Linked DNA regions of Homo sapiens: region 1 is linked to region 2. The links are chromatin contacts, found by Hi-C or POLR2A ChIA-PET in ENCODE. All regions are on one chromosome and are shown on one strand. The core of a region is the stretch at or near the end of the contact, and the rest is flanking DNA. Distances in the headings are between cores, read along the strand shown.

Evidence for each region. Hi-C counts contacts between places; a loop is a spot of excess contacts on that map. ChIA-PET counts read pairs that join two places held with the same protein, here RNA polymerase II (POLR2A). Pooled maps may share reads with other maps.
Region 1: a loop to region 2 is called in a pooled map, with 2.3 times the contacts of the local background. The contact joins two enhancer-like sites. A Hi-C loop is called at or near these places in 3 of 168 maps with a recorded cell type or tissue (IMR-90, cardiac septum and chondrocyte) and 9 of 50 pooled maps. POLR2A ChIA-PET finds 5 or more read pairs at or near these places in 3 of 52 experiments (AG04449, OCI-LY7 and RWPE1).

The regions. Positions count from the first base shown.
Region 1 is chr12:27,546,538-27,554,257 of GRCh38, forward strand. The region is part of intron 1 of PPFIBP1 (PPFIB scaffold protein 1); the gene reads left to right. Among named protein-coding and RNA genes, the nearest start is that of PPFIBP1, 26 kb to the left of the region's middle. RefSeq lists an enhancer at 2,272-3,471. Within about 2 kb of position 4,219, at least 33 of the 41 ENCODE cell types and tissues checked have a DNase peak (open chromatin) inside an H3K27ac peak, as active enhancers do.
Region 2 is chr12:27,504,875-27,512,408 of GRCh38, forward strand. No RefSeq gene overlaps it. Among named protein-coding and RNA genes, the nearest start is that of PPFIBP1, 16 kb to the right of the region's middle. Within about 2 kb of position 1,922, at least 3 of the 41 ENCODE cell types and tissues checked have a DNase peak (open chromatin) inside an H3K27ac peak, as active enhancers do.

The DNA.
Region 1 (7,720 bases), core at 2,969-5,468, 44 kb after region 2:
ATGCCAGGTAGTTCCCTTGAAGTTTTTTGGAAGATAGTGCTGTCTCCTGGGCAAGACAATAGCAGGAGCTCCTGATTCCTGCATTGGCCTGTCTGCAATCCCCTTTCTTGGGAATGCAGTAAATTCTACAAAGTCATCATTCATCTATCAGTTACACAGGAATTGTTCCCTGTTCTTAAAAGTTTGGAACATTGGCTGGCTGCAGTGGTTCATGCCTGTAATCCCAGCATTTTGGGGAGACTGAGGTGGGTGGATCACTTGAGCCCAGGAGTTCGAGACCAGCCTGGGCAACATGGTGAAACCCCATCTCTACAAAAAATGCAAAAAACTGGCCAGGCATGGTTGTCCCAGCTACCAGGGAGGATGAGGTGGGAAGATCACTTGGGCTCAGGAGGTTGAGGCTACAGTGAGCCACGATTGCACCACTGTACTCCAGCCTGGGAGACAGAGTGAGACCCTGCCTCAAAAAACAAAAACAAATAACCAGTTTGGAATGTTATGAATAAAGTGTTCAGGACTCAGTTTCATACTTAGGTGGAACTGTTCTTGCCGGGTAGCTTTAGAATGAAGATTTGCTAGGATTTGAGGTTATAAAGTAAATATGTCTTTTGTGGGCAGCCATACTCTGATGGTTAAGGTTGGGAACCCCAGATGTGGCCTCCTTTGCTCTGGTGGCAGTTTTCAATGCCACATGATGTTGGGACAAGCAAATCACTACCTTTGCTAGGTCTCGCCGCCTTTACTTGTGAACTTGCTGTATTCCTGTGCATTAACTCCTGTCCCTGTTGACTGGGTTGGTGTTCAGAAAGTGATCTGAGCTGAATATCAAAAATGTGTAGTTTTTAAACTGAGTGGCTGTATGACGAGTATTTTTCAAAGACGGTTATCAGCCTTTGTAGGGCCTCTGAAGGAGCCTGTGACTTCCTCGTACAATTAGAAAAATAATGCTCTGCATTAGTTATCTTAGAAAACTGCTGCTGGTCTTAAATTAGGTTCCCTAGAAGCAGACTCTGAGACCAGGAGTGGGGTGCTGAAGGATTTTGGGGGTGAGCTCTCAGGAGACACCTGTAAGGAAGGAACAAGGCAAGATTGGGCAGAGGAGAAGCTGACTGGCAAATGTGGTTGCGTCTGAGACCCCAGCCACTTCTATGGGGAGCGCTGGATGGTTCTTCAGAGCTGTCCCCATTTGAGCAAGGGGCTGGACTTTTGTTTGCCTACATCAGCTAATTCCTGGCAACTGGCCACCCCTTCTGGGGGTATCACTTTGGGTGAGGCTGTGTCCTGCAGCTGGCTGAGGACCTTCCTTGTGAACCATCAGCAGCTGGGGATGGGTGTATTGGCCCTAAAAAGGACGTCTGGGTGGAGCAATATAGTGTCTACTATACTGTCCCAAAGAATCTAACCCTTTGAGAAAGAAACAAGTGGGTAGCGCCAAATGCCCGGCATATGGCAAGTCCCTTTATATGGAAAGTTAGAAAGTCTGGATCCCTTAGCAAAACTGAGGGAAGAGATTATAACTGCTTTGTGAACTATTAAATAAACAGATCTCCAGCCTCTTGGAAGTTTATGAGATCCTTGGATAATATGTACACCTGATTACGGTGTAACAGGGCTTAGCCTCTATATTTGTGAAATGACTGACCCATAATTGAATAATTTTCCCCAAGCATGAATTACTGCACGTTCAGAATATTCATCCTATGTGTATATAAATGCAGTTGAATGGGTCGCCGTAACAAAAGGCAAGCAAGTGAGTGAGGCACACAAACTCAGACTTAGAACCTTCCAGGGGGCCCTGGGGATGGAAGGCAAATATAGGAGGTTATAGCTTTGGTTCCTGAATCACCTTATGTGATATTTTAGTCATAGTCGAGGATAATGATTTAGGAGTTAAATTGCCAAAGGATAAGTCAATATGCTTTGGCGGGGGTAGGGAAGAATCAATTTTCTGGCATTTCCGAAAGCCAGTTGCACTGAACAAATGTCTAAAACTGGCATGGTTTGTTGTATAAGTGGGATGAGTAGACAAAGCCAAAGTTATACCTAATCTCTTTCCCAACTGCAGATTAAGTCATATCTGTAAAAGGCAACATGGTTTTTCTTCTGCATTTTCTGCCTTCTAGTAAGTGAAGGAGGCAATGGGTTGTGCTCCTCCATCATCTGAGTAGTTTGAGTGTATTTTGGGGACTGGAGGTGGGGAAGCCTGATGACTTCGTCGTGGCATAGAGCAAAGGTGATCGGGGGTGTGTGTTCAGACCATGGACTTCGCTTCCCAGTGAGCCCCCTGGACTCTGTGTATTCTTTGCCTTTATCTGCATTGCCACCTGGAAGCTCCGTAATGTCAAGTCCTGGAAGATATTACTAACCTGTTTCCATTATGGGTGTAGTAGAAATATAAGTAGGTCACTGTTCCTAATTCAGAAACTGAAGAGAGTCAAGCTGCCATGGTGACAGGTTCTGTATAAAAACACCCACCTCTGAACCTCTTGGAGAGATGTGATGATTTGGTCATTGGATGTGAAGGGGATAATCTGCCAGCTGGTTTATTGCATTGGCTAGAAATAGGAGATGCAGAAACTAAAAAGCTCTCAAGAAGTCATCAGATGAGAAGGAAATTAATGTAGCATAGTGATTCTGCTGTAGAGGAAAGGCTAAAGGTGAGACTCTTGAATATGTGCACCATTTCTTCTGCAGCTCTTGACTTGGATGATCCTTCTCAGTGTGATCCCACGAGTGTTTGGTGATGATCTGATAGTAGAAAGGGCAGAGCGATTTAACTTTGTGCACATCTTCCTCTGACTTCTCCATCTTTCTAACATGCCTGTACGTGTGCCTTTATCATTGGCATTCTGGAGTTAGGGACATGACCTTTTCTACAGTCCGGATGAGGAATCTCCAACTATGACTTTTCATTGTGACTCACGTCTGCAAAGAATGAATAAAGAAGAATTTGTTGGCCAGGAAGTGTGTACTATGCAGAGAGAAATAATTGTTGTTGGGAAAGAAACTTTTGAAGAACCAGAATTAAAAAAAAAAAAAAAAGAAGAATGAAGGAAGTCTATCAAGAAAAGGAAGAACCAGAAGTGATCTGCAGGGTGTTGCCTGGAGATATGGGAAATAAATCAAGAACAGAGAAATGGGAAAAGATAAAATAAAAAACATTGCCGGTTAGGACCAGCTGGGGTCCTAGGAAAGTGGCAGTTCCAGCGGGGCTTGGAAAGCTACTGAACCACTCACTTATGCACACACAACTGCCCCGCCCTCTCCCCTTCTTTGGCCCCCATTCACCTGGTGTAGGAGGGTCTGACACCCTCACCAGGGAGAGTGCTATTTGGCTGTTTTGAAGGCGAGACCTTGAAGCGTGGGAGAGCTTCGCCTCTTTCGTAAGCTGATGTTGCGTAACCTCCCGGAGAGTCAGGACCTAGTGGTTAAGGACACAGGCTTTGAAGCCAGGCAGATAGGGTGTGACTTAAATGCTGGACCTCAGAAAAATGGCTTATTGTGAAGGGTTTAATGGAGCATAATGAAGTAAGTGCTCAAAACTGTTGTTAATATATGCCAAGAGTTATAACTAAATTTGTAAAAAGCACCTTCTTATACTCTCAGGCAAACTTTGAACCCGAGCTCGGCTTCAACAGGGAGCTGGACTCTATCAGTGGCCCCATGGGGGAGCTGGGCAGTAATCCAAGGCTCCGGGTGGGGTGTTTGAAGCAGCTGCAGATCCTCGTGAAGGGCTCTGGGTGCCCATACATTGTCCCTATGGAGTTTCTGTACTTAAAGCCCCTGATTTTTTTTGTAAGCTGCTCCAGCTGGGATGTCTGCACACTCACACATGTTAACCTAGAATGGATTCAGGAACTATTTTAACATTTACATGGATAATGGGTTGCTTTGTTAAGTCATATGTAAATTTTTATTTAGCTCCTAACCATCTCCTGTACACAAGACACTGGACTCACAGGAGTGCAAAATGCAATGGTGTTAGGGGTTTGTATGGATATGTTATTCGTGCTTTATGACAACTCAGAGAGAGGTAGGTAATATTACCAGTTTTACAGAGATTAAATAACTTGCCCGAGATCAAACAGAGATTATACCTTACTACATGGACTCTGTGCCACCGCGAATTGTAAGACACATTCCAATATTGGAGATGTTAAATTAACCTTTAAAATTAACGAAATGTGGTAAGTCACAGAGCCTCGATTCTACCCCATACTTGGCTGATTTCAAAGTTTGTGGTTTTTTCCCTCATCACATGTAAGGGCTTGCAATCCTGTCTTAACTGGTGAACATAAAACAAACACAAATAAGAGGACAATTAACATTTGTAAGACTTGAAAGGGTGGCATTAATAATAATAATAATGGTTGGTGTTTATCACTCACTTACTCTGTGGCAGTGCTTTCATGTGCTTTGTTTGGGGGTGGGCACTAATTTTATATATATATATATTTTTTTTTTTTTAACAAACGTGAAAACTGAGATAGGTACTCTTATTCCCATCTTCTAAAGAGAAAACTGAAACAAAGATTAGTTATGTGACCTTGGGAGATCTTCTCCAAGATCACATAGCTTGTAGTAAAAGTCAATCTGCACCATGGTAGTTAAGAGTTCAAGTTTACTTATAACCACGACAGACCTGGTTTGAGTTCCAGAAGAGTGTGATCTGATAGACAGGTGCTCAGTGCTCCAGGAGCACCTAACCCAGCCTTGTGGGGGTCTGCAGGCACTCCCAAAGTGGACGGCACCTAAACTGAGAAGGCAGTGTCCATCTCTCTATCGCAGGCCACCGTGCTGCTAAAAATAATCATGGTTGCCCTATGTTACTGACCTCCACTAGTACTACGAAGGTCTAAACCTGGCATTAGCTAGTAGGAACTGGCTTTATTTATAGTTTACATCCTTTCCACTTCCCAAGAGCAACAGAGGAGGTTTAAAAGGAACATTGTAAATTAGACAGTTGCTGAGAACCAGAATGATGGCTACATAAAAGGTCTTGGAAATCCAAAAAAATAGAAAAAAAATTATTTGATGTTCCATTGTGTAATGTAAGTCTCTGGAGATGAACAGCTGGGTATTCTTCCTACAACTTTTAGGCTACGGCGTGTAGTCTCCGGTGCCAAGAGAGCTCACACACTGGCCAGCCAAAGTCTCTGTAACAACTCAATCACTTGGCTTTTCATGTTCGTCTTAATTCTTTTTACAGAATTAATGATTTTTATTTTGAGTTAACATATTGCTAAAGGATGTGAAGATTGTGTGTCAAGCTGGCATCTTGAAATAAAACAGTATGTTTACAAATGGATAGATATCCTGTCATTAAAAATAAATTTTGACAGACTGTGGTTCATAAGGAGACCCATATTAGAAGACACCGAAAGAGCCTTCAGAACATCAAATCATAATTGCTGAGTAGCAGACTGCGTTCCAGGTCCGTGTCTGCCCCTTCAAGAACATCTGACCCCTAGTTTCCTCATCTTTAAAACAAGGGGGATGGGTTAGATATTCCCAGATTTCTTGAGCTCTAAAATTTGTTTGACTCAAACATTTCTAATGAATTCTCACACAGCGTTTGTTCTGACTAATTCATCAGGGTGCCTGCCTAACAGTAAATGTTGAATTTGTTTATCTCCGAGTTCTGTTGTCAATGAATTGAAATGGGTGTTATATTTTAAATTCTGATTGTCCACTGATTGCATGTCAAAGAGAATGTATTGCGGGCATTTCTCCTGCATGTCTTTGGAATAGAGAAATTTATTGTTAATGAAGAGAATTGAACCGCTATCAGGTTAGGGGTCAAGAAACCTTTTGGCTGCAGTAATCCCAGACAGTCGACTCCAGAGCCACCGGCCAGCCAAGTTGTCTTGAACTGCAGTCAGGAACGCTGACACTGGATCAAAAGGCAACTGTTTTGGTTAGTTTGAGAGAGGTTCTGCTGCAATGGAACTTTGAGGGTGGGACTAAGGAGAAGGCAGGGCTGAGGATGGGAGAGAAAAATTGTACTCACTGTTATGTACCAGAGGTGGAATTCTAGTTGTGATTCCAAATCGATGTTTCTCAGGGAGAAAAAGCTCTTCTCTTTTTCTCTGGTTCAAGACCATCTGACAACTCGGAACATAACTCATTTGATAACTCTGAACTTAAGTTAAAGAAAACATTATTCAATGATACTTGTTAAAGCATGGAACAAAGGATCATTGCTACAGGGCTTTGCAGTGGGGGAGAGAGATTGCGTTCGATTCTGAATATTGCATGGACAAGTGGGCATTTATAGCCAAGGAGCAGGGTGGGAGTCAGTGGATGGAAAAATACTAAGAGGAATGTTGGGGTAAGGGGGATTCTGGCTAAATTAACCTAACAGGATTCTTGCTGAAGATAGGCCAGGGTGATCGGACACCTGGGGGATGGTGGAGGATGAGGAGACTGATCAGATACCGAGAGTGGGAGGTTCTTGCTAAACTGACTTAGCAGGGTTCTTTGCTAAACTTGGATTTTACAAGGAAGTGCACGCAGAGGCCTAGGAGAAGATTTATGAGCCTGACTAAAGTTTGGCCAGAAAAAGAATCTTTGCTACATAACTCATTTGATAACTGAACTTAACTCATTGCCAGATGACCCCATATACTGCCCAGGCTGGGGATAGAGGGTGACTGAAAATAAAGACGAACTCAAGCTTACGATGACATGAAGAGAGTGAAACTACAAGTCTGATCTCTCCCCAGGCCCTCAACAATGCCACCACTGTCACCACTCAGTCCAGCTGGGCCGGGGATGGTGCTCACCCACACTCTGGATGAATGCTGTTTTGTGCTCTGCTGTGTTGGTTCTTCTGCAGCCCTTTCTGTCTTACCGATAGGTTGCCCCTGCCCCGCAGGAGCCAAGAGTGCCCAGTGAAGCTTTCTCTGTGGATGGGACTGATACACACCATGACATGTGTTGGGAAAGTCCCTGGTGCTGGATGAGTTCTCCTTCAATAGCTTTGAAGTTATGTGGCTGACCCTGTAGGAGTAATTGGTTTCTTATGAATGATGACCTATGAATTAAATAGGAAGCAATTCTTGTCTACAAAGTTTATCTCCAGTGATAAGGAAAAGACCCCCAAGGAAGCTCATCGATATTCGGGGACTCAGCATTCACAACTGCAGGGGGCACCATTCATACCATTCATGTGGCCCTAATTCAATGCTCTTGTAATTCTTCATACTTAGAACATTTTTGGGTGATCCTCTATTAGAACAGGCAGATGGAGTTAAGCTGGCTGCAGCCAACGATCAAATGGTTCCTTAAGTATTCCTACTTTTCTTCCCTCCTCTTTATCTTCCAATTGAGTAAATAGATGCTTTCTGAATTATACGTGTTACTTAAAAAACTGATTAAAGAAGCAGTTTATAAGCAACTCTTGCTAAGTGCCTTGGGTAAACCTGCTGTCTCACAGAATTGAGCAGGGCAGAAAAAGGCATCTTTTGGAATGCCAGTGTTTCATCTAAGTTTAATTTGATACCAAGGGCTGCTTGACAGCACCCATCTGGTTAACACTGAGTGCTTAGATGTATATTACGGTAAATGGCTTAAAACTGGCAACTTCTAGACATTAGCTCACAATCCCGTTAAGATTCCTGTTAAGCCCTGGGGATAATGCACAGCCTGGTGTAATCAAGAAAACTGTAGCAGTTACACTCATCCCAACATCCCAATTATTCCTAACTTAAATGTTGCC
Region 2 (7,534 bases), core at 672-3,171:
AGAAACAGTACTGGTTGATTTACCCGTAAATCCCAAAAAGAAGTAGTGAGTTCAATAAAGCTTAAAATCTTGTGATAGTCACATAACACTAAAGACAAAGTAAGTTAGAGGACTAGATTGTTTTAAAGAATAAATTAATATTTTACTAACTTCCAAGACATATTTGATTAGGATTTTGACTAAGATGGGATACTTTTCCCTGGGAGATGAATATCTTTGAAGTGGGAATGGTAATATTTTCACATCAATTTGTTTTCAATTCATCAGCATCTCAAGCTGGGAAGCTGGAAGTCACAGTACTCTATTGAGAGAGGGAAACATTTAGTAACATATGGAAATATTAAGAGGGTATGAATGTCTACGTGTGGTAACTCAGCTAACTGCTTTTGGTTGGTCAGGTCGGGTTTTATTTCAGATATTTTAATGCCATATTCAATTGAGCCAACTGCTGTACTCTAAACCATTTGCTAAAAATGTCTGAATCACTGCATAAATATGTTTTTGGTTTTGGACTAAGAGGAAAGAACATGAGTTTCACAAAATCTCCATTTGTCATGTTTTTAGGTGAAGACAGCTATGCTGTAGTGAAAGGAGCTTTGAACTTGGATTTAAAGTTGGGTTCAAGACATGATCCACTGTCAACTGTGTTTGGATGGGGTCAGCTAATCTCTCTCCCTGGAGGGGGATCCAAACAACCATTCCCCATCTGCTGAGAGTTCATAGCAAGACCCTACTTTGGACTTGGCCTTAGTCAAAGACAGTTGTCTAACCTAAGCTTCCTCTCCTTCCCTAAGGGTGGTCTGCATCCAATGCCTAACCCAGGGTACCTTTTTAGAGGGCCATCCTAGCCGCAGAGCTCCTGGTGGGGTCAGCTGAGGCCTCTAGTGCAATTGTATCACATTTCATCTCCATCTGCCCCATTCTGCTTCTACCATCCCCTCCACATTTGTCCACCCTGTGAGTGTCCCCCAGTAAACCTGTGTGCAAGTCTTTGTCTCAGAGTCCTTTTCCCAGAGAACATTACCTAAGACACTTGTGGAAATAAAGAACAGTCAAATGAGAACAAGCAGAGGCTATTTATTCAGAGCTTGCAATAACAAAGGAGTCCATCAGTTGCATTTTGGCAGAGACTCAAAGGCAGGCAGAGGAGTGGGAAAGCTTTAGAGTGGGAAAAAGGCAAGGTTGGATAAGCCCTGATTGGGACATCCCAGGTGATTGATTAGGGGGTGCATATTTGACTTTCTCTAGTTGATCCTATGTTGGAAGCAGGGACAAAAATTAGGGGAGCTGCCAGTTATTTCTCACGATTTTGTTTACTCATATATAAATTGAGAAAAATAATACCTGCCTCATGAGATTGCTGGATTAAAGAGCCTGATGTTTAATAGGTTTTGAGTATTATTATTATTACCATGAATAATATTTTTAAACGTGTGAGATTGCCTTAATTAAGAACTTTGGGTTTGACCTAATAGTGAAGAAATGAATTTGAACACACTTCCTGATATATCTTAAAGTAAAAATAAGTGAACAACAAGCCATGAAGTCTTGCTTGACTCCTTCCTTTTTCATATTCCACTCTCAGTCTGTCAGGAAATCTTGTTGCTTAAAACACATGCAGAATTCAACTGCTACTCACCACCTCCCTGATAGCAACCACCTTTGCATGTCACCATTGTTGCAAAAACCAACCAACTTGCTCTCGTTCTCCTGATTCCACCCTTGCCCACATACAATTCAGCAGTCAGAGTGACACTCTTTTATAATGCAGGTCAAATCATGTCACCTTTCTGCTCCAAACCCCTTCAGTGGTTTTCCATTTCTTTCAAAGTAAATGCCAAAGTCCTTTCAACTACTTGTATTTGGCCACTGCCTTCTGTTGGCTCAAGCCTCATCCTATTCTACTTGTCCTCTCGATCACGCTTCTCAAGTTCCACTGTTCATCTTGGTGTTCCTGGAACACATCAGGCACACTCTGGTCACCAGGGCTTTGCCTGGGCCAGCCCCTCTGCCTGGAAGTCTCTTCTCCATGGCTTACTCCCACAGTACTTTCAAATCTTGGCTCAAAGGTTATCTTCTTGGCTGTAATAAAAAAGACAGATAATACTAAGTGTTGGTGAGGATGTGTAGAAATTAGAATCCTATTATATTGCTGGTGGGAATGTAAATAATACAGCCACTGTGGAAAACACTTACTCAAAAAATTAAACATAGAGTTACCATATACCTTCAGCAATTCCATGCCTAGGTATATATCCAAAAGAATTGAAAATATATATCCACATAAAAACTTGTATGTGAATGTTCATAGCAGCAGCATTCATAATAGTCAAAAAGTACAAACCAAATATCCATCAACTGATGAATAGATAAACAAAATGTGGTGTACTGATACAATAGAGTTATTATTCAACCACAAAACAGAATGAGGTATTGATACATGCTACAACCTGGGTGACCTTGGAAAACATTATGTAAAGTGAAAGAAACCAGACACAAAATTCTACAGATTGAGTGATTCCATTTATATAAAGTGTCTGGAATATGCAAATCCACAGAGACAAGGCAGAAGAATGGCTGTCAGAGGTCGGGAAGAGTGACTACAAATTGGTTTGGAGTGTCTTTTTGGAATGATGAACATATTCTGAAATTTCATGCTGTTGATGGTTGTACAACATTGTGACTACACTAAAAACCACAGAATTGTACACTTTAAAATAGTGAATTTTAAAATGCCGTCTTCTTAATGAGGCTCGTATAACCATCATGTTTAAAATTGCATTCCTCCCATCCCCATCCCACCTCTCCCAAACCTGCCCTGTTCTATTTTTTGTCATGACTTCTACCATAATATATAATTTACTTATTAGGTTTATTGTTTATCTGTCTCTTTCCATGAAAATGTAAGCTCCACAAAAGCATAGACTAAACTAGGACTATATAGACATCACATTATATACAAAATATCCGAAAACATGTCTGAATGCTAAAAGGCTAAAGAGGAAAAGGAATAAGTTGTACCCAGGATGAGGGGGTCAAGGTTTAAAAGGGGTAGGTAACCAGGAGGGAGGAAATGGGCTAGATATACACATAACAATAATATGTAATAACTAACAACAGTCATGTTGTTTTAAAAACATTAGTATGTTTCATGCACTGTGTTAAGTACTTCATGCACATTTTATGATTTAATCCTCACAATTATTTTATAAGCCAGGTATTATCATTATCCCCATTTTTATACATGAGAGAATTGAGGCACAGAGGATAGTAACTTGTTTAGAGTCCCACTGTAAAAGGTAGCATCAGGATTTGAATCTAGATTTATCTGGCTGCAATATCTGTGTCCTTTTCAAGTGACATGCAGCCTCCCCAAATTGGATTGTACGTTCTATGAAAGCAGGAACAATGCCATGTTAAGCCCTGCATATTTAGCATATAGCACACTACTTAGAAGATAGTAAATGTTCACAAAATATTTGTGAATGACCAGCTGGGAATGAAGGCAGGTGCATGTAGTCCTAGCTACTCAGAAGGCTGAGGTGAGAGGCTCGTTTAAGCCTAGGAGTTCGAGGCTGCAGTGAGCTATGATTGTGCCACTGCACTCCAGACTCAGTGACAGAGTGAGATCCTGTCTCTAAAACAAGCAAGCAAACAAAAATTATTAATGAATCAATGAACTAACATTTATTCAATATCAAGTGCAGCTTTCACCAGTGCTACAGGTTTTGGAAACCACCTGCAACCCTGGCCATCTCTGGCATCATCTCTGCCACTGACCACTGTTCCCAGAAGCAATATAGATGCAAAGGTCATTGACATAGTCAAGGAACGGCCAATGGCCTCACTCTCCACCCAGCTTGGATGTGAGCTACTTCAGGGGCTACAACGTTTTCTGCTTTCTCCACTTCATCCCCAAACTGAATCTTCTCTTCAAGCCTAAAGTCCAGTTACTTTTTCTAGTACTGAAGGCCTCTCCATTCCAGAGCATTATGTTGGCTTCCTTTCCCACCTTCTGGGTAGGAGCTCACACTGCCTGTCCCAATAGCTTCTGGCTGGTGAGACTGCCATATGCTCAAAAATCAGATTTTGTCTCATGACTTTTTCCCTTTGGAAGGGCTTTTGCTGCATGTGTTGATAAACAAGCAAAGCAAGTGGTTGCAGTAACTTCTATAAAAGTAGAGGTTTAACAGTTGAGATGCTTTTATCTGTAACAGGATACCTAAATTATATTGGATTAAAGAATAAGGACACTTATTATCTCATGTGGCAAAATATCCACAGCGAGGGTGGTTCCAGGGTTGGTTAGTTGAGCAGCTCAATGGTGTCATTGCTCTGAGTCACCATTTCTTCCATTCTCTTGGCTCTCCCGTCATAGTCCCAAGGTGGCTGCCGTGGCTCCAAACATTTTTATGCAACAGAAGGAAAGAGTGGGAGAAAATCTTTTCCCAGAAGCTCCAGGCTGACTTCCTCCTGGGAACCACCTGATCAGACTAGATTACAGGCCCCAACAAACGAATAACCAGGACTGATCTGCCTCTTTTCCCCCTCCACTGCACCTGTGAGCTGAAGCACAACAAATGCTCATGCTGCTCAGTTGCCACCAAATAACTCGTTCTTCTAGAGAAATCAAGTACACACAAAAAGTGAACAGTCTTCTCTGGATGGTAGGATTGTAAGTGACTTTTCTTCTTCAGAAAAATTTATGCAGTGAATGTTTTAACTTTATTTATTTATTTTGAGACAGGGTCTCACTCTGTTGCCCAGGCTGGAGTGCAGTGGCATGATCATGTCTCATCGCAACCTTGACTTCCCAGGCTCAAGTGATCCCTCCCAACTCAGCCTCCCAGGCTCAAGCGATCCCTCCCACCTCAGCCTCCTGTGTAGCTGGGACCTCAGGCACATATCACCATGCTTGGCACATTGTTAACATTTGTTTTAGAGATTAGGTCTCACTATGTTGCCCAGACTGGTCTCGAACTCCTGGGCTTTAGTGGTCCACCTGCGTTGGCCTCCCAAAGTGCTAGAATTACAAACATGAGCCATCATGTCAGGCTTAACTTTTTAAAAGCCTTTGTATTAAAAAGTATTCTTACAATTAACAGAAAATTTGCAAGACTAGAATGAGAAATTCCCATATACACTTTATGTAGATTCACCAATATTTAACATTTACCACATTTGCTAAATTAATTTCCCTGTCTCTATAATTTTTCCTGAGTCATTTGAAAGTCTGCATATATCATTCTCTCTCTCTCTCTCTTTCTCTTTTTTTAAAGACAGGGTCTCACTCTGTCACCCAGGCTGGAGTGCAGTGGTGCAATCATGGCTTACTGCAGCTTCTACCTCCTGGGCTCAAGCAATCCTCTTGCCTCAGCCTCCTGAGTAGCTAGGACTACAGGTCACCACACTGGGCTAATTTTCTTTTCTTTTCTATTATTTTTCTGTTTTTTTCTTTTCTATTTTCTATTTTTTCTATTTTTTATTTTTCTATACAGGGTCTTGCTATGTTGCCATTCTCTTTTCTTTATAATACTTGGAAGTGTATATCCTAAGAACAAAAAATACTCTCTTACAGATCAATGATATGGCTGTAAAATTTAGGAAATTTAACATTGATACATTACTTTAGTCTACCACCTACATTCTAATTTTGTCAATTGTTCCAATGCTGTCTTTATAGAAATTCTTTCCCATGTAGGATCTAGTTTAGGATCTTGTATTAGGAATCTTGTCAAGTCTTTGTAATGTCCTTTTATCTGGATGACTTTCTCAACCTTTCTTTGTCTTTCATGCCCTTGACATGTTCTAACAGTAGGGCCAATTATTTTCCAGAATGTCTATCAGTTTGGGTTTGTTTGATGCTTATTCAGGATTAGATTCAGATTATGCATTTTTGGCCAGAATGTTACCTAAGTGGTGTTGAGTTCTTTTCAGGATATCATCTCCGGAAGTATACAAAGTCCATCTGCCCCTCATTGGTGATGTTAATTTTGATCACCTGGTCAAGGTATTGTCTGGTTTCCCCACTGATGTACAATGTTTTAATCATAAGGGAAAATTATTTTAAAGTAATGTATTATAAAATATCACATTACAATAACTGGGAACTGAATTTAAATGAAAAATTGTATGTCATGCTCTCCTGTTTGTACAAAGAACACTTACTACACCCCACTGGTCGCACCAAACTTGAGAGATAAATAGGATTTGAAAGCATCATGTTGCAGAAAAGAAACTAAGGTTTGGAGAGGTAAAGTCAGTTGCCCAACGTTTGTGCCAGAGCCAGGACTAGGACCAGAATATTCTCTCCCTGATCTGCCACCCTTCGCCCTCCACTCAAAAGCCACAGCGTAACAAATGCTTCTCCCTGCTCAGCTGTCACCCAAGAACTCTTCAAAAGAAATTCCTTCCTTCCCTTCCTTGTCACTTAATATAATTGTACGATTCCAAGTCTTCAGTTCCAGACTCCAGATCTGTTCACATTAAAATGCAATCCAGGTCCAAACTAGAAGTGAGTTTCCTGTTTTATCATTTAAATGAGTTACCTTAAGCCTTGGTTATCTCAGCAAACTTTCTTCTCACTGCTGACTGGTCATACTTGGAGCCAGCCAAAAATGAGATAAAGAGGCTAGGATACAGTATGCTGGATTCATTCCACAGAGGTGTCTTTGTATGCTTGTGAGTAGAAGAGTAATGATGTTTTTTTTTCCTGGCTGGAAACAGAATCAACTGTGCTATTTTGAAATCTACCAAAGGCAGACAGCCCAAGAACCTATAATTGCAGAGAGACACAGTTTTTTCTGGCATCCGTGTCTGTGTGTGTAGGTTGTGAAAAGCAATACTGGCCTAGCAGTAGATTTAGCATCAAGCGAGCTGAGATTTAGTCCCAGGACTGTCACTAACATATTCCCTGTATTGCCATTTTGTTCACAATAGCAAGTAGTGACCTTTCTGTGCCTCTGCTTCTCCAACCAGTGATAAGAAGAGTTGCTCTTACATATGCACACTGGTATTTCATGAAGACAAATAGAACATAGTGAAGGGAAAAAAGCGTACTGGTTCTTCCACTTAGTGGCTGTGGGTTATGAGCAGAATTTTGTCACTGTCAAATTCATATGTGGAAGTCCTAACCCCTGGTACGTGAATGTATTTGGAGATAGGGTCTTTAAAGAGGTAATTAATTAAATTTTTTTATTTTTTATTTTTATTTTTAAGATGTTTGATTTATTTTTAATAACCCTTCATTGTATATTTTATATGCTCTCAAGTTACAGAAAACTGCAAAGCTGAAATTCAACATCGGCTAGTGTCAAATGATTCCTTTTTAAAAAAAAGATTTTGGTTTTAGGAGTGAAACAAATGGATCATGGAGAATGAATGCAGTAGATCATTACACAAGTGATCAGTCAGCATCTTTGCCTCCACATTAAGGTTACTGAATGAATAGCTCAGATTTATAATATCTGAATTTCATGCCGGCATAAAACCCACAACCTTGACTAAGTTATCATAAGACATTAGGAAGAAAGTA